Linked DNA regions of Homo sapiens: regions 1, 2 and 4 are each linked to region 3. A link is a contact called in ENCODE Hi-C or POLR2A ChIA-PET data. All regions are on one chromosome and are shown on one strand. The core of a region is the stretch at or near the end of the contact, and the rest is flanking DNA. Distances in the headings are between cores, read along the strand shown.

Region 1 (2,968 bases), core at 44-2,543, 210 kb before region 3:
ACAAAAATTAACTGGGTGTGGTGGCACATGCCTGTAATCCCAGCTACTCAGGAGGCTGAGGCAGGAGAATCCCTTGAACCCAGGAAGCGGAGGTTGCAGTGACACAATATCATACCACTGCACTCCAGCCTGGGTGACAGAGCAAGGCTCTGTCTCAAAAAAAAAAAAAAAAAAAAAAAGCAAGGAAAAAAAAAAAAAGCTTCAGTGCCCCTTCCCCCACCATTTTCTCTAAGACATACTCCAGATTTTTAAACTTGGCATGCAAAATGACCTTAACAACTTGGCTACCCAACTTAGTTTTCCAGCTTCACCTCTTGCATCTGCTGTTTTTGCATTCAGATATCAAGCTCCCCGAACCAACCATACTTTATACCTCCTCACCTCTGTATGTGCTGTCCTCTCTCTGTAGAATCCTCTCACATGTCCAGTAATCTGTAAAGTTATTTTTGATGCCTGAGGCAGAGCCAATTACACCCTTCACATTCCTCAAAGAAACTTGAACACCCTACTATTATAGTATGTATCACCCTGAATTGCAATTAATTCTTTACGTCTTTCTCCCGCAGTACACTGGCAATTCCTTGAAGGCAAAGACGATGTCTGTTTTTGCTTATCACTGATTCCTCTGCACCCAGAACCGTACCTGGGACACAGTAGGAGCTAAACAAATATTTCTTGAATGAAGGAAATGAAAAAATAAGTGAAAACATGAACAAACCAATAAAAGGGGAAAGGGTTTCTCTTTTGATACCTAGTACAGTGGTATGGTACTCACCAAACTTAAGAATGTACTTAATAAATGATTGCTGAATAAAATCCTGACTGAAGCATACGGGAAAATCTGAAACCATGAAGGGATCTGGAGTTATTTACTTTAAGAAAAGTTATGGAAGCTGATTATCTTTGGGGTAAAAAGGAAATGGATTTTTAAAAGCCTATAAACTTCAGGGAAGAAGCGCCAAGATACATGTGACAAGGCAATCTGAGCTCCACTCAGATCCAAGAACAAAGGGTTCCTGGTTTAAGCTATGGAAGTATCTGTTCCAGAAAGCAGCTGGGCAGAATTTCCTCACACGAATAGCTCTTAATGTATGGGAAAAAGAAAAGAGCAAAACAAAACAAGCAAAGGCAGCAAAAGGGAATAATTAGTGTAAACAGTTTAGTTTTTTTTTTAATGCATTGGACAAACTCCAAGAAGGAAAAAAAAAATGTTGTGGGATAAACATCTGTTCACTCGGAACATGACAGAGCCCTTGACAGGCTCTGCGGCCTGTGTGTGTCCTTATGTGCCCGAGGTTTATATTTATGCTTCCACTGCTCAGACAGCCCACAGAGTGGCCCAGAAAGAGAGACCTATTCCAGGCCAGGACGCACTCCTCTAACTCCACGTGGGGGTGTAGGGGCAACTCTCATTCGGTTGTGTTTGACACAACAAAAAACACACTGAAGGGAAGAAGAGCAAATACCAATTGCACATGTGGAACTGCTCTACTCCACCTGCACTGGGTTCCATCAACACTGTATTTTATTGACTGCACGGAATGCACAGAAGTGACCAGACACCACACGTTTATGGGGATTAGCACTGTCTTTCCATCCCTATGATCCTTGGTATCAAGATGTTAAGTGCAACAAGTTGTAGGAGTCTGTTTTCTTGTGCCAGATGTGCCTTTTGCAATCAGTCACTGAGTCTAGGAGTTTCTAAGAAGAGAACTCCATGAGAAAATTCATCTTCAGTTTTCAGTACCACCTGATAGTTTCTAAGAGGTGCATAGCAGTGGGCCTAGAGATGAAGCCAGATGGAAATGATCTAGCAATGTGCAATGGGCAGTGCCCTGAGGAAAACACCCACAAGGGGTGGATGGCCTCAATTCTCATCTCCATGACGATAGATCACATTACCTTAGAGCCTTGGGCCACGTGAGTCCAATTCTGAGGCCTCTGACCCAGCTCCATCAGCCCAGCCGATCTTACACAAGTCTCACCCTTAGGAGTACATTGTGTTAAGATGGGGACAGATTGCCTCACCCTTACCTTTCTTTCTGGCTGGGTTCACAACTTCTCTTGCTCTATCATCCGATTTACTCCATTTTCTCTTCCTAAGGCCCATGGCTCTCAGTTTTTCATTATTCTTATGGCATTCATGTCTAACTCTGGCATTCTATTAGATATCTGGCAGGGGTGACTGCCTTTTGCTTTTCTCCTAGACCTTTGTCCCCAGCACCATGTGTACATTTTCTGTGACCTGCCTCAAGACAAGAAAAATGTTCTTTTTCTCCCCTTAGGCATAAAGCTCTCTGGGTCTCTAAAGTCTCCCTGATAGCCAGCTACTGACTTACTCCACATAACACAAGAGGTCACATTTAACAGAATTATTCTGAGAGTGGCCAGTTGGGGCTGTTAAGAAAACTAATTCTCAAGCTGATCCTGGCCCACCTGCTGACTTGGCTGGAAGAAGCGCTGGCACCCAGAGCTTCACACTCAGAAGAAGGTCATGGGGGAAGCAGGGTGGCTGCCGGCTGGGAGGCATCTGAGGAGAGTGAGGATTTCACTAGGCTGGCCACAAAAGATGACACCACCGTCTTTTTTCGGGGGGCACCTCATTCTATCTGTCTACACACAGATATGCCTACACCCACAATAAAAATGTTTATAAATAAAAATATTTGGTACTAGTTTTGATTTTCTACAGAATTGGGACTAAAAAACCAATTTATTCTTACACTTGTGGATTAAATGGTAACTCCACAGTTTAATTTTATCTGAAAGGGGGAAAAAAACTGACATCTAGCAGTTAAACATGTCTTTGTCACTAGAGGCCTATGACACAAATCTCGATGATATTTTATGAGAACATGTATAGCTTTTCTCCACTTGTGGCTATAATTGCTGTTGGAGAAGCCCCAACATGTAAAGGTTGATGCTTCTGAATGTGCTGAAAGATGCTGGAACTAAACCATGCAGTGAC
Region 2 (2,700 bases), core at 70-2,569, 150 kb before region 3:
ATCTGTGAATAATTTGATGTTGGATAAGAAAAGCCAAAGGCCAACCTAGGAACTATTAGGAGTTCTGGACAACTAAACTGCTGACTCCCAAATTTCTAATGTCTCACTTGGTAGAAGAGATCACCTAAGAAGCTCTCATAAAGAGCAGAAATGGGACTGTTGCTCTCTGGAGAAACAATGGGACCTTTTCATCTCTGTGAGGAGTACACTATTCTTCCCACTTCAGTGATGGTTGAAAAGAAACTGACTCCTCGATAAAAACAGAGTGGGGATAATAAGACACCACTTTATGCCAGGTGCAGTGGCTCACGCCTGTCATCCCAACACTTTGGGAGGCTGAGATGGGAGGATGGATTGAACCCTGGAGTTCGAGGCCAGCCTGGGCAACATGGCAAAACCCCATCTCCACAAAAAATACAAAAATTAGCCGAGCATGGTGGCATGTGTCTATAGTGTCAGCTACTAGGCTAAGATGGCAGGATCAATTGAACCCAGGAGATTGTGGCTCTAGTGATATGTGATCACACCACTGTACTCCAGCCTGAGCCAGGATCAAGAACCTGTCTAAAAAACAAAACAAAACAAAACAAAACAAAAATACTAAGTAAATAATGAATTCTCTCAACTCAGCTCACAATACAAAGTAGGACACGTTGAATATCACTTTCATAATTCTGCTTCATCCATCTGGAACACTGGCTATAAGGCCTTACTAGAACTTTGAGAAGCTTACTGAGTAAATTTTTTTTTTTTTTTACTCAATAAGTTCAAGTATTGAGTAAATTTTCCCAAAAAACAAATACTCTAAAATGAAAGATATCACATCAGGACCATATAATTACTTTCAGCATTTTATGAAAAGGATAAAGGAAACCCTCCTCATAAAACAAAACAAAAAACTATAGGCCGTTTATAGATTACTCAAACTGACATAATTCAGTTTGTAAAATCATTATTTTATTACATGATTCCTATATAAAATCATTATTTTAACATAGGAACTTATAAGAAAACTCAATGCAGTTATGTTTCTTGTGGTTAGTACTGTGTCAGAGAGGGCAGTGGCTTTGGTTTACCTCCAATGGTCTCTCTCAAAAACACCAACTGACTGAGTCTATTCCTGGAATTGCTCTAACCTCCCCTAGTATTTTGTCTGTTCGCACATTGTAATGCACAAGGAACAGTGGTAACATGTGAAATAAGTTCAAAGACCCCAAAGTGGAAGACACTGTTTTCCTGCATCCTACCTACTGTAACTGAAAACTGGGAATTTACTGGAATTGAGAATTTATTATGAGTCAGATGGCTGATAGCCTTTCCAACCAAAACATCTGCTCTACAAAGGCACAACTGCTCCAATCCATTTCCTCTTGGATCTGGAGAATGACCAAGTTGTAGCTTAGCCCTTTCCTTAAAGACACAGGGGCTTGAAATGAAAATGAAATAAAAGTGGATCTCTATGTCACCTTCCAAATTCTACTACTCTTAAATGGTATTAAAATGTAACAAAATATGAGAATAAGTATGTTTTAGACATTAAAAAAATTGCAGTCGGTTCAGTGGAGTAACCAAGGATTTTTATCAGATCATTCAAATTTACAACGGCACAGCTGAAACCAATTCTTTCTCTGGTATTGAGGGAAAAAGGGACATGTATTACCCAAGCACAGTGAAAAAGCGTTTCATTATTCATTTATTTATTCAAAAAATATTCACTGTGCACTTCTACGTGTCAGGCACTATTCTAGGAACAACTGGTGAACAAGCTAGATAATGGCCCTCCTCTTAGAGCCTACCTTTCAGCAGGGGATGACGAATAAACAAGTCAGCCAATTCATAAATAGCCTTCAAAACACTATAGGAGTTATCTTGTTTCCAATGGTTTATTTACAACAATTGATACCAAGATTTTTTTCTAGCAACTACAGAGAGCTACTGCAGTGGTTCAAGTTCTAGCATTTGTTAAAAAACACACATTCCTGAACCCTGCCCTGGGGATTATGATTCAGTAAGTGTGGGTAAGTCAAGGAAATATGATTTTTTAACTTACAAGGGGATTGAACTGCCCATCCAGGTTTGGGGTCTATTGCCTTAGAGCAATAAAAAAATGTGTGAGCTTCCTATCAATATGTTTATATGTATTTATTTATAAGCTATATAGATGAACCTATGTACTAATACATTATGAACATCATAAAACATGCACAAACAGTAGAAATTCTAAGAGGGTGAGATAAAAATCAACACAACTGTATGGCTTACTATATGGGGCATGTTAGGAGGTCTGCAGGTTCCCCACATGGACTGGGGATAGGACAACCACAGGTGAGGCCCTGTAATTCACAGCTTGGAAAGACAGACTCTATCTCAGCCCTCACTCTGCTCCATAACTTACATGGGTGCAGAGAACTAGGCAGAGGAGCATTAAAATTATCATCATCTCAGTGACAAGAATTTGGGAGGCCCTGTGTCTCACTTCACATGCCAACATATACCTGCCCATTCTTGTTAACACACACCAAATATGGTAAAACCAGATCTAAAAAAAGACAAACTCTGTCATAGGTTCGGCAGCCATAACCCTGTTGTGTCAGCTGTTTGAATCATGTGTGAATGAGTCCATGCATGCTAGATATCAGGCAATATGGTAGAGTAGAAAGATCACAGACTTTGGAGTTAGACAGACTAGTGAGAATCATA
Region 3 (2,777 bases), core at 132-2,631:
TCTACTGTGTGGGTCATCGGCAACAGATCTTGGAAATCACAGAGGATTCTTGCTCCTAGAATTTAACAATATATTATTTTAGAGACTAAAGATTTGGTTTGATAGAAATAATCTGGACATCAAATTCTTTCATATCTCAAATCCAAAAATTTCTTCCTTCATGCCATCCTTAGCGCACTATCAGGATTTGGGGTGTTTCTATGATGTTATTGCTTGATACCCATAAATCTGACATAAATTTGGCCTTCAAAAAGTTTACTATTTTTCTATAAAGCAGCACAACTTATCTTTCCTTTCCCTTCATTTATGTTAGGAACCAGAACATAAAAGAAACCAAGAGCTACATTAATAATCTTGTTTAACTCTACAGAAGATATGGTTTTCGTAAAGATGAAAAGAAGACAACTCAGAAGTATAAAAGATCTGTGCCATCATAGATTATTAAGAATACCATTTAAAATAATTCATGCATGAGGTTGTATCCTCTTTATAAACAGGTTCCTCTCTTAGGTGAACTGGGGTAAAGGTAATCACCATTCTACAGGAAAAAAAAAACATGTTGCCAAAATGTGACCTGTGAGTCATAAGAAAGGAGGAAAATTGCTCATTTTTCTAAATCTCACAACATAGGTCACCCATTATGGAATGAGAAATCAGAAACACTAAAACGATACTTTTATTTTAACATTAAATAGTCCAAAAAAAGTGCTTTAACTATCTCTGTTCGTATAGTTTGAAAATCCAGTGCAAATATTCAAGTCATACCCAAGGTAAATAGTCTTACCCAATGCTGATATTAGGAATAGAAAAATCTCAATGTTAAGGGAATAAAACACAGAGAAGAAATTAGGCCATGTTACTGTCCTTGACAATCAAAGCCTAAAACAAAATAAAACTAAAAATTCCCGTGTGACTCTGAAGACAAGCATAACTTCATTTGCAATGGGGAGGAAACTTCCACTAATGCACATATCTGTGTTATGGAAAAACCAGACAAGATTTACAAATGATATAAAAGATCACTCAAGTTTTTGCCCTAGACCAACAAAACGATCAGAGTAATTTCAAATTGCTACCTAGTAACTTTAGAATTTGCCAAAGTTTGAAGTTTTTTGTTCTTTAAAGGAAGAAAGCAGCAATGAGTAACAATAGTGTGCTTCCTGGCCTTAGGAAGAGTGAGACAGGAGCTCTCCAGCTGCACTTCCTAGCAAAGTATGCCAGCTGCCTTCTGCAAACTGAGATCAAATTGCCAAGAACTTACAGGAGAGCAGTTATGATGGATGACCTAAAATACTGATCTGTTGCAAAGAGGATGTAGTGCAAACCACACAGGAACTGACAGGAAATCAGCCCTTGGGCTGGCAACTACAGATTCAAGAAGGCTAGGAATCCTGGACCTTTGACAGCCAAATTTCATCATCTTCCTTTGTAGGAAGAGTTACATTTCTGAGAGAGCAGTCTGAAAAATCTTGTACAAAGCTTTTTGGTGTCTATTACTATTTAATAATACTGCCCCCTGCCTGAACCACTGGTTTCCTCACATGTGTTAAAAGCCCATCGAAGGTCCCAGAGCACTACTTGACCAAAAATCACATGTTTGCTGGCACACACCTTCATTCTCTCAGCCACGAGCCCACTGAATGCCATAAATGATTCACAGGCTGTCATGGTGGTAAGAAGAAAAACTAATATTTGGAGTTCACCAAATAGTGAGTCATATTTCTGGAAGAAAAGAAAGCCTTACAATTGGCAATGCTTTGGCATGAAATTTTAAAAATTGTTTTTAACATTAATATTAATTCGACGAAAGTTGGCAAAAAGAAATTGATTGAGAAACGTGATATTTGGTCGGCTTATGCCACATAAAAGTCCAGTTCATGCTCCAAGAAAAAGGATGAGTAGGATATCTATTACCTATTTCTAGACTTGCCTTCTGTACTCACTGCTGCCAAGTTACTCATTCTCCCACACAACACTTTCCATACTAATTTTGACCCTTAAGAATCAAAAAGAAGTCTTGCCTTCTTTGCTCCCAAATGCCAAAATGGAATCTTTTAGTATTTCACCTTTATAAAGGGAATGTTTGAAAACAGCCCTCTTTGGCTGTGACATCAGTGAGTTGCTGAGGCCTCCAAGGGCCGGAGGAAGCATTCCCAGTCCCTCACAGTGCTGCTGCACTCCTACGGTGCAATCTGGCAATGGCCAGCGACCAAATCTTTAAAGCTGTTTTATGGTATTTAACATATGGTCATAAATTGCTCAGTGCTCTAAAGAGGGGCTAAATTTGCCGCCCCTATTGATGAGACATGTTCTTATTTATTTAAATTTAGTGGCAAGCTGGCATTTCTCCAGATGGAGAGGTTTAGGCATAAGTACAAAGGAAGAACTAACTAGAAATGAGTTGTAACTTTTCTATACACTGAATGCAACCCCACAAACTCAGGCTTCTGTGCCCAAGTTTGTGCACCGCTATCAAACACAGCTTACCAAATAGAAAGACAATAATATGAAAAGACTCTAATTTCTAAGGGCCAAGGAGGGATGAAACAAATTTTATTCAGACTGGATACGAATTTTGTTTTTAATCTCCTTCTCTTTCTCCTCAGGCTAGCTCTATTCCCACCCATCTCTCTTACCTGTCTCTTTATTCCCCTCACAAATTAGATGTATCTGGTCTTCATCTGAAATCCCACATCTGCAAAACTCTCTAGAACTTCCTTAATCTTCTGGCATTCACCTTCTTATTTTGCCATATTTTTCATTGTTTATTTTTTAAT
Region 4 (2,700 bases), core at 19-2,518, 230 kb after region 3:
ATAAACACATAAACACAGGCTGTGAGTGTTCTTTTGATGGTAGTATGTGTTTATTGTTTTATTTTATTAATAAAAGAGTGAGAACAGGGTACTAAATTATACCCAATCCAAAATAAAAGGAGAGCAGCTCAATATTTACTCCCATAATGACACCAGGTCACCCATCTGTAGGACGCTGGGGCCTGGTTCAGAGCAAGATGCTGTCTCCAGTTGCCATGACCCGAGGTGCTAGAGAGTTCTGAGTGTAACCCTTCTCAGATATGAGCTCATCTCACCCTGGAATAATTCTGAGAAGTAGGAATGGCATAGGGACAACATCCCCATTTCAGAAAGGAGGGGCCCTGGGGAAAGAGGCTGTGTCCTTCAGGGCCAAACAGTGACACAGGAATGGGACAAAAGCCTCCCCTCCCAAGACTAAATGTCTGTGAGAAAACTGCTGGAGAAAGGCTAGCCAGGCAGGGAGCCTGGGTGCAGGAGGTGGAGGGAGGGCGGTGAGCCCCCAGCTTGGCTGCATGTCAGGAGAGCTGGGAGAAGGGTCATGTACCCTGACATTCACAGAGGGGGTGGCACAAGAGAAGCAACTGCAGCCTCTCATTATGACCCAGTAAATCTTCAGTAAAACCCTCTGCCCTGCCATGTTTGGTGGGGAAAAACCGTTTTCTGGAAGCTGCTAAGGGGGCTGAATTTTGCATTACATTGCCTGGGGTCAAAAGAATCAACTCACAAATGAGCTGACTCACAAGCGAGTTGTCTATGAGACACCTGTATGCACATATTTGCTTTATTCACTGCTGTATCCCTGATGTCTACAACAGTGTCTGGCACACAGTGGATGCTCAGAAAATATTTGTGGAATAAACACATAGAACTCTTTACATCTGCAGTCTCTGCCACACCCACCTCTGTGTCTCCCTTCTCCAAAGTCTGGCTTAACATTCACAGAGACTCTGGTGTGGCTGACCCACTCTGTGCCCAGCACTAAAGCCTTGGTTCCCTCCGGGGAACTGAGAGGTCCCTGAGCTTCTGGAGCCGCCTTCTCGGTTATTGCAGGTTTCCTCCCCACCCAGAGTATGTGCAGCGCCCTGACCTGCTGCCCCAGCAGGTTCTCATCAGGACTCCACAGCCCACTCCATGTGTGGGCCGGAGTAGAGAGAGGAAGCTCTCCCAGCGCCACAGTGGGAGCTGCCAGCCTTGTCTTTTGCCTGTGGCCAGGGCAGGACTGTGGACTTTTCATCCCAGTTCTTCAAGCAAAGCTTCAGGCTCGCCCCCTACTGTGAAAGTGGAGGAACTTCATCTGGAGCACAACTCCCGGGCTCCTTGGAGTTCAGCATCCTTGATCACTTTTCTCTGAGCTAGGGTTGAAGCCCCAACGTTCACATGGGTTAGGATATGTGACTACGAGCAAAGCTTCACCTCTCTCAGCCTCAGTTCACTCATCATAAAGGGGGTAGGAAACAGCTGAAAACGCCATCCCTGTTCACCTGACAACAATATGGTGAGGATTAAATAAGGGCAGATGGCCGGACGTGGTGGCTCACAACTGTAATCTCAGCACTTTGGGAGGCAGAGGCGGGCAGATCACTTGAGGTCAGGAGTTCAAGACCAGCCTGGTCAACAGGGTGAAACCCTGCCTCTACCAAAATACAAAAATTAGCCAGGCGTGGTGGCGGACACCTGTAATCCCAGCTACTTGGGAGGCTGAGGCAGGAGAATCACTTGAACCTGGGATGCAGAGGTTGAAGGGGGCTAAGATCATGCCACTGCACTCCAGTCTGGGCAACAGAGTGAGACTCCATCTCCAAAATAATAATAATAATAATAATAAAACAAAAATTAGCTGGGCACGGTGGCTCAGACCTGTAATCCCAGCACTTTGAGAGGCTGAGGTGGGTAGATCACTTGAGACCAGGAGTTCAAGACCAGCCTGGCCAACATGGTGAAGCCCTATCTCTACTAAAAATACAAAAATTAGCCGGGCATGGTGGTGCACACCTGTAATCCCAGCTATTTGGGAGGCTGAGGCAGGAGAATCATTTGAACCCAGGAAGTGGAGGTTGCAGTGAGCTGAGATCATGCCACTGCACTCCAGCCTGGGTGACAGAGTGAGACTCCTTCTCAAAACAACAGCAACAACAAGAAAAAACTACAAATGAGGGCAGACATGTGACAGTTTCTTGCCTTTGTCAGGCTCTGCAAAGCTGTGGGGCTACTGTTTCCTAACAGTAGGCCACTGAACAAACAACAAATATCCACACCTTCGTTGCCTAGACCCAAGGCAGAGCAGGTGCCTTTTCCTCCATACCCCTTAGCCCAGGCTGCCCTGGGTAAGCTCTTGCTGACTGAGGGCTGCAGGCTCCTGGGCTATCTAAAGGGCCTGGACATGACACCCTGGCAGATGCTGCTGGCTAGAGAAGGGGAGCCCTGGTCCCCTCCATTCTTGGGTCACATGATCAGAGGCAGCAGCTATTCACCTGTCCAGGTGGGGAGCCATTGGCATGTGGAAGGCCATAGAAACTCAGGTTAGACGTCTGCTGGGCTGAGACAGAAGCTGGAAGGCCATCAGGGACAGAGCTTGTCTCCCCACACAACCCTGAGCCCCACACAAGGACCCAGGGCAAGTGTGGGGTAAGAGGCTGTTTCTCACTGTGGTCTCAGACAAAGGAAAATCCCCAAGGCCCTGGTGTGCAGGAGTAGTGAGGC

The links. A loop is a pair of places that touch in the nucleus more often than their neighbours do. ChIA-PET counts read pairs that join two places held with the same protein, here RNA polymerase II (POLR2A). Pooled maps may share reads with other maps.
Region 1: a loop to region 3 is called in a map of prostate gland, with 1.8 times the contacts of the local background. The contact joins two enhancer-like sites. A Hi-C loop is called at or near these places in 4 of 168 maps with a recorded cell type or tissue (MCF 10A, endothelial cell of umbilical vein, mammary epithelial cell and 1 more) and 3 of 50 pooled maps. POLR2A ChIA-PET finds 5 or more read pairs at or near these places in 1 of 52 experiments (Panc1).
Region 2: a loop to region 3 is called in a map of endothelial cell of umbilical vein, with 6 times the contacts of the local background. The contact joins two enhancer-like sites. A Hi-C loop is called at or near these places in 6 of 168 maps with a recorded cell type or tissue (ascending aorta, cardiac septum, chondrocyte and 3 more) and 10 of 50 pooled maps. POLR2A ChIA-PET finds 5 or more read pairs at or near these places in 5 of 52 experiments (A673, Caco-2, activated CD4-positive, alpha-beta T cell and 2 more).
Region 4: a loop to region 3 is called in a pooled map of ovary, with 2.6 times the contacts of the local background. The contact joins two enhancer-like sites. A Hi-C loop is called at or near these places in 4 of 50 pooled maps. POLR2A ChIA-PET finds 5 or more read pairs at or near these places in 3 of 52 experiments (MCF 10A, PC-3 and activated CD4-positive, alpha-beta T cell).

Annotation. Positions count from the first base shown.
Region 1 is chr2:28,162,741-28,165,708 of GRCh38, reverse strand. The region is part of intron 7 of BABAM2 (BRISC and BRCA1 A complex member 2); the gene reads right to left. The region is part of intron 1 of LOC100505736 (a long non-coding RNA gene); the gene reads left to right. Among named protein-coding and RNA genes, the nearest start is that of BABAM2-AS2, 150 kb to the left of the region's middle. Within about 2 kb of position 1,293, at least 10 of the 41 ENCODE cell types and tissues checked have a DNase peak (open chromatin) inside an H3K27ac peak, as active enhancers do.
Region 2 is chr2:28,101,199-28,103,898 of GRCh38, reverse strand. The region is part of intron 6 of BABAM2 (BRISC and BRCA1 A complex member 2); the gene reads right to left. Among named protein-coding and RNA genes, the nearest start is that of MIR4263, 110 kb to the right of the region's middle. Within about 2 kb of position 1,319, at least 2 of the 41 ENCODE cell types and tissues checked have a DNase peak (open chromatin) inside an H3K27ac peak, as active enhancers do; they include ascending aorta and endothelial cell of umbilical vein, where a contact is called at or near this core.
Region 3 is chr2:27,953,760-27,956,536 of GRCh38, reverse strand. The region is part of intron 3 of BABAM2 (BRISC and BRCA1 A complex member 2); the gene reads right to left. Among named protein-coding and RNA genes, the nearest start is that of MIR4263, 41 kb to the left of the region's middle. Within about 2 kb of position 1,381, at least 28 of the 41 ENCODE cell types and tissues checked have a DNase peak (open chromatin) inside an H3K27ac peak, as active enhancers do; they include PC-3, ascending aorta and endothelial cell of umbilical vein, where a contact is called at or near this core.
Region 4 is chr2:27,722,044-27,724,743 of GRCh38, reverse strand. All of the region lies in intron 2 of LOC105374378 (a long non-coding RNA gene), which reads right to left. Among named protein-coding and RNA genes, the nearest start is that of LINC01460, 7.7 kb to the right of the region's middle. Within about 2 kb of position 1,268, at least 20 of the 41 ENCODE cell types and tissues checked have a DNase peak (open chromatin) inside an H3K27ac peak, as active enhancers do; they include PC-3, where a contact is called at or near this core.